Regions from separate parts of the Homo sapiens genome. Here region 2 is linked to region 1. A link is a loop called in an ENCODE intact Hi-C map of the cell type or tissue named here. Cell type or tissue: PC-9. All regions are shown on one strand. Links, peaks and the distances in the headings refer to the core of each region. The heading gives the core; the rest is flanking DNA.

Region 1 (2,818 bases), core at 224-2,723:
GACTTAACAATTCCACTTCTAGGAGTTTCTCCTAAGAGGACAACCTGGCATATGCACAAGGCCATACAACTTTTTTCAGAATGGCAAATGTTGTCAAGATCCTGAATATCACTCCCTACCTAACGTCTGCCCATAGAGGCTGCTTATCTAAAATGACAGTACTGCCAAACAAGGAAGTAACCGTGTAGCCATTAAAAATGAGGATAGAGGCCAGGTACGGTGGCTCACGCCTGTAATCCTAGCACTTTGGAAGGCTGAGGCGGGCAGATCACCTGAAGTCAGGGGTTCAACACCAGCCTGGCCAACATGGCCAAACCCCGTTTCTACTAAAAATACCCCCAAAAATTAGCCAGGTGTGGTGGTGCATGCCTGTAATCCCAGCTACTCAGGAAGCTGAGGCAGGAGAATCACTTGAACCCAGGAGGTGGAGGTTGCAGTGAGCCAAGATCGCACCACTGTACTCCAGCCTGGGCAACAAGAAAGGGAAGTGAATAGCACACTCCTGTTGATACTTTAAAATGTGGAGACACAGGAACAGAATAGGGGGTAGGAGAGTAGGGAAAACATCAAAATAAAACCCAAGGTTATCTTTGAGGAACACAATTTACGAATCACATCAATTAATATTTTTTTGCTTTTCCTACTCACAGATTTTGGAATACTCCTCCTAAAATACAAGTGTGTAGTTTCTTCAAAAACACCTTCATCATGTCTCTGTGTCAGGTACTCTGAATTTTTTAAAGTCATGCCATGGCTCATGTCTGTAATCCTGGCACTTTGGGAGGCCGAGGTGGGTGGATTGCTTCAGCTCAGGAGTTCAAGACCAGCCTGGGCAATGTGGCAAAACCCCAACTCTTCAAAAAATACAAAAATTAGCCAGGCATGGTGGTGTGTGCCTGTGGTCCCAGCTACTGGGCAGGGAGGTGGGAGGATCACTTAAGCTCAGGAGGCTGAGGCTGCAGTGAGCCGGGAACATGTCACTGCACACCAGCGTGGGTGATAGAGTGGTGAGACTGTCTCAAAAAAAAAAGAAAAAGGCATCTTAAATGTGTTACCTTTTCATTACTTTAAAATCCTGATAATTTAAATATCTATTACTCTTTTCCCTTGAATAATGGGTTGCGGGCTGTTTTTAATTTCTAAGGGGAAAAAAAACACTCTATGAAATGGTTCCACCACTATTATTCACCATGTTCCCTAAGCAACATCAAGGTCTGCCCCATCATAGCCACCTGTTATTTTATTTCAGCAACAGAGAAACTATTATCGAATGACAATAGAAAGGTGACTGAAACAGTAAGGAAAGGTTATTTTGTTAAAGTCAACAAGCTCTGAATCATGTAATGCGATATTGAAGCAAGGCTTCTAAAAACAAGCAATGTAGTACCCAGACAATAAGGACCTGTCACTCCTCTAGCTCTTCCTAGCTGGTCAAAGCTGTGACTTAAGTAATCATTTCTCAGAACAAAACAATGTAGGTGCTTGTTTCAAGGTAACAGCTATGCTGCTGTCAGAAAACAGTAGTAATGGCCTTTAGAAGAAATTTATGTGATTTGCGGATGGGAAGAAGCTCATTTTGTCAAGAGACCCTTAGGAAAACATGACCAAGAGAGTCAAAATCCAGTTATTCCTGCAGAAGGAAAAAGCATAGACAGTATCCAGCCACTAGATGTCACTCTCCTTCAAAGTGCTGTTGATGTTGCTCATCCTAGTCAAAAGGAAGTCAAGTGGTCTAGACAACTAATTCCTTAAATGGCATTAATTTAAAATAGTCTGACTTCTGATTGGGGTGCTGCATAGTAGTTGAGAAAAATAAAAATGAAAACCCACTGGAGACTGGCCATCAGTTCCAAAGGCAAAGTGGCTGTCCAAAATACAACATCGTATTGGCTGGTGGGAATGTAAATTGAATGAAATATGTAGATAACTTTAAGACACTAGGGGGAAAAGTTCCAGCTAAGTAGGAAAGTAGGAACTGCAGAAAGTGAAGCACAAAGTCAACATTCAAGACCTGAGGCCGGGCCCAGTGGCTCATGCCTGTAATGTCAGCACTTTGGCAGGCCAAGGCAGGTGGATCATGAGTTCAGGAGATCGAGACCATCCTGGCCAAAATGGTGAAACCTCGTCTCTACTAAATACAAACAATTAGCCGGGCGTGGTGACGCACCCCTGAAGTCCCAGCTACTCAGGACGCTAAGGCAGGGAAATCGCTTGAACCCGGGAGGTGGAGGTTGCAGTGAGCTGAGATCGTGCCACTACACTCCAGCCTGGCAATAGAGCAAGACCCCATCTCAAAAAAAAAAAAAAAAAAAAAAAAAAAAGACCTGAAAGTCACATCAGTAATCTTAAATCAGGGAAAAGAACTGGCTTCCTTTTTTATTTTTTAAAAACATAAACAGCATGAGAGAGATTTCTGTTTTTCTCTTTTTTCTTTTTAATAAGGAGTTGACCATTTTTGATCACCTTATGATTGAACTTTTTTCAACCATGCTGTTTTCTTCACAGTTCATTCATAGGAAGGAGTGTCGAAAGGACTTGCTGATGAAACATAACATATAGAGCACAGGTTGCAAATGGGGCTGAAGAACCACATCCAGCCTGAGCCATTTCTTTTGGTGTTGAGTGTATATTTCAAGCCTTAATTGAATTAGTTCCCAACATCTTTTTAAAATTGAGATACTACACTAAAAGCATGGATTTTTATCTTCTCTTAAAAAGTGGAAGACGTGGCAGCAGCTCTCAGCCCACATTCCCAAGCAGTGACAGTAGGGAAGTAGAGCTGCCCCTCCAGACCCACCCATGGGACTCTCCACTTGGC
Region 2 (2,818 bases), core at 287-2,786, 340 kb after region 1:
CACATCAACCCTAAAAGATAAGGACATTTTTTTGCTTCCCTGTTGGAAAGTATTTGGAATTCATGGCAATTTAGTTTTCCACTTTGCACTTGGAAACTTAATTTCGTCTTTCCCCAAAGGTCTATATAAAGAACCCATTTTCTGCCAAGGACCAATCAAACAGGATCATGGAATCACTGATAGAAGTGGTAAAAAGCGACTTCAATTCCTTCCCTTGGAGAAGTATAAAATCCTTATTCACTAAACATGAAACCAAGTTATCTATTATTCACTGCAAACCTTTTCTGGAACAAAGTGAGGCATAAATTATTTATTTTGCATTATGAAATAAAGTGGTAAAAAGAAGGAGAGAGGAAGGCACTTTAGAGTGAGTAAAAATGGAAGAGAAATGCAGGAGACAAGGAGAGAGAGCAGAGATGAGGGGGAGAGAGAGATGGATTTCAAGCAGGAATAAGATGGGAGTCAGGGCAAGCGAAAATATCTGGATTATTTATAATTAAAGAGTTTATGTCTCCTATAATGATCTGGCCTATTGTTAAGCTGGGACTACCATCAGTGTTAACATATCTGAAAATTTCTCATTGAAATTCTTGATTGTCATTTAACAATTGAATGTTTTGAGGATCTGCTACTTGCAGTGCACCATGATAGAGTTATCGGGAATAGTTATTATAATATTTGGCGGACACATACTATGTGCCCGACATTAGACAAAACATTTTATGTGGGTTCTTTTATCCTTAAAAGAGTCCTGTGAGGTAGGCAGTATCACTACCTCTCCTCACTACATATTACTGTAGAGACAATGAGATATGAAGAAGTTAAAGTTGGTCAACAAAGTTTTACAAGTGTTCGGATTTACAGTTGTTTTTTTTCCTGACTTCCATTTTGTAAATGCACCTACCATGGCTAATTTCAAGCTACCAACACTTTAACAACCAGCTTGCAAGCTTTCTGAATGTTAAGCTATTGATGAGAGTAGGTATGAACTGGCTTCAGTACACGTCTGAAGGTGACTGTCCACATATCCTCAAAATACCTACAGTCTAGCAGGGGAGATAAGACTATACAATATGAAGTAGAAAATAAGAAGAACCAGATAAGGCAGCATGGAAATTTAGAGAAGAGATAAGTTTGATTTAGAAGGTTCTATGAGGGGGACATTTAAACTGTATTTTGAGGAGCGGGTAGTATTTGAAGATGTAGATTTGGGGCAGAAGACCTGGAGGGGAAGGGAAAAGCATGAACAGCTGATGTTCCATGTTACCTTCTCGTTCTTAAAATGTGCTTTGGCTCTGTAGCAGCAATACCCTTACGGTCCACAAGGTGGTGTGATAACCCTATCCTTTTGTCCATTTAATTACAAATGATAAAATACCCATTTTGCATAAACTGGACAAGAAGTTTTTACTCTGTTGAAAATGAGGAAAGAGTTAAAAAATGTTTGTAGCAAATTGTGATGAGAAAATTCAGATAAACGTTTTCCTTTGCTGTGATTTGTTTAGACTCACATTTACACAATCTAAGAGAAATTTATGTTCAAGTTATAACGAGTACATAGGCAGTTGTAAAATGACTGAGTGAATATGTTTGACAAAAGATGGAAAATACTGTCTAAAGATGCTAAACTTGGGAATGTGTTTTATTTGTCTGAGAGTTAAAAATTGGGTATGTCTTTTAAGTTTCATTGTGATTAAAAAACCAACCCAGCATAATTTAAATTCATTCACCAGATTGAATGGCTACAGTGTGCCACTCATTATGCCATGTGTGATTTGCCTATTATGCCTTATACCTGGATCTCATATCTAGATCTGCCAATAGTTGCAAAAATGCAACTTAATCAATTATGGAAGACGTTTTGAAATGTTTTGTTGTTTTTGTTGATAACACAATTTATTTGATGCTAGAGTCATTCATAATAAAGAAAGGTTTATTTTTAGCATTTGTTCATGTAGTTATTCAGCGTGTTTATTAAGTACCAACTGTGTGTTGGCCATTGTGCTAGGTGCTATTTTAAATGGTCGTTTAGTTTACAGAGTGCTCTAGCTAGAAACCCTACAACCAGATGCTTTACCCCTTCTGGATGATAGCAACAAAGAAAATGGGTTTAAATTAAGAGAAGGTAGATCCAGTTGACAAAAGGAAAAGAGTACTGTAATGGGTGATGGAGGGTGAGTATGGAGGGGGTTCCTTGTAGGAAATCTATAAGAACAGAATTGATATAATTAAGATATATACTTGCTTGAAGGCAAGGGCTTAAGCTCTGACTCATAGAGCTTCCTATCTTATTTTAGGTCTCTAATTGCTAGTGTAGTAATGTAAGAACACCCTTCAACAGACAGTCTATGTGTGACCGATTTACACCACACTGGCCCAGTGCGGTTCCTTGCTCTTTGGAGCCTCTTTCCTCACCCATAAAATGAGGTTGATAATGCCAGTCTCATAGGATTGTCCTGGAGATTTAACTGAGCAGGAAATACAGGATTTATTTTGGAGTCAGCTTTGTAAGTGCTAAGAGAAGGAGGAGATCCTTGGATTCTTGCTCCTCCCCAAGTGGGACTATCTTGGCCTCCAGCTGCTCTTTCACCTCCAGTCTGAGTTTCTCAGGCTTCCTTTCTGTCACTATCTTCCCCATTTTCCCGAAACCTCGTAGTTGCTTTCAGTGTTGTTCAGTTCTGGTTTGGCTGGGATAGGGTTTAAAATAGCCCTCACTCTGAATGTGATGGCATTACTGCCCACCAGGAGCAAATTATGCTATGTACTGTAGCAGAAAAGGTTGTGTGATAATGAATAAAGAGATGGAGTTGGTAGAAAG

Evidence for each region. A loop is a pair of places that touch in the nucleus more often than their neighbours do. Peaks named below come from ENCODE experiments on the same cell type or tissue, not always from the same donor. Only the 100,000 strongest peaks of a DNase experiment are listed, where the experiment ranks them.
Region 2: a loop joins it to region 1, with 13 times the contacts of the local background. A loop is called at or near these places in 5 of 110 quality-filtered maps.

What each region holds. Positions count from the first base shown.
Region 1 is chr3:4,632,433-4,635,250 of GRCh38, reverse strand. All of the region lies in intron 5 of ITPR1 (inositol 1,4,5-trisphosphate receptor type 1), which reads right to left. Among named protein-coding and RNA genes, the nearest start is that of EGOT, 120 kb to the left of the region's middle. In PC-9, for the core only: a CTCF peak has its summit at 1,694 (motif pointing right); a DNase peak (open chromatin) is centred at 1,690.
Region 2 is chr3:4,288,978-4,291,795 of GRCh38, reverse strand. It overlaps a transcript of SUMF1 not described here. Among named protein-coding and RNA genes, the nearest start is that of SETMAR, 13 kb to the left of the region's middle. In PC-9, for the core only: CTCF peaks have their summits at 1,114 and 1,315; no DNase peak of the experiment used is centred there.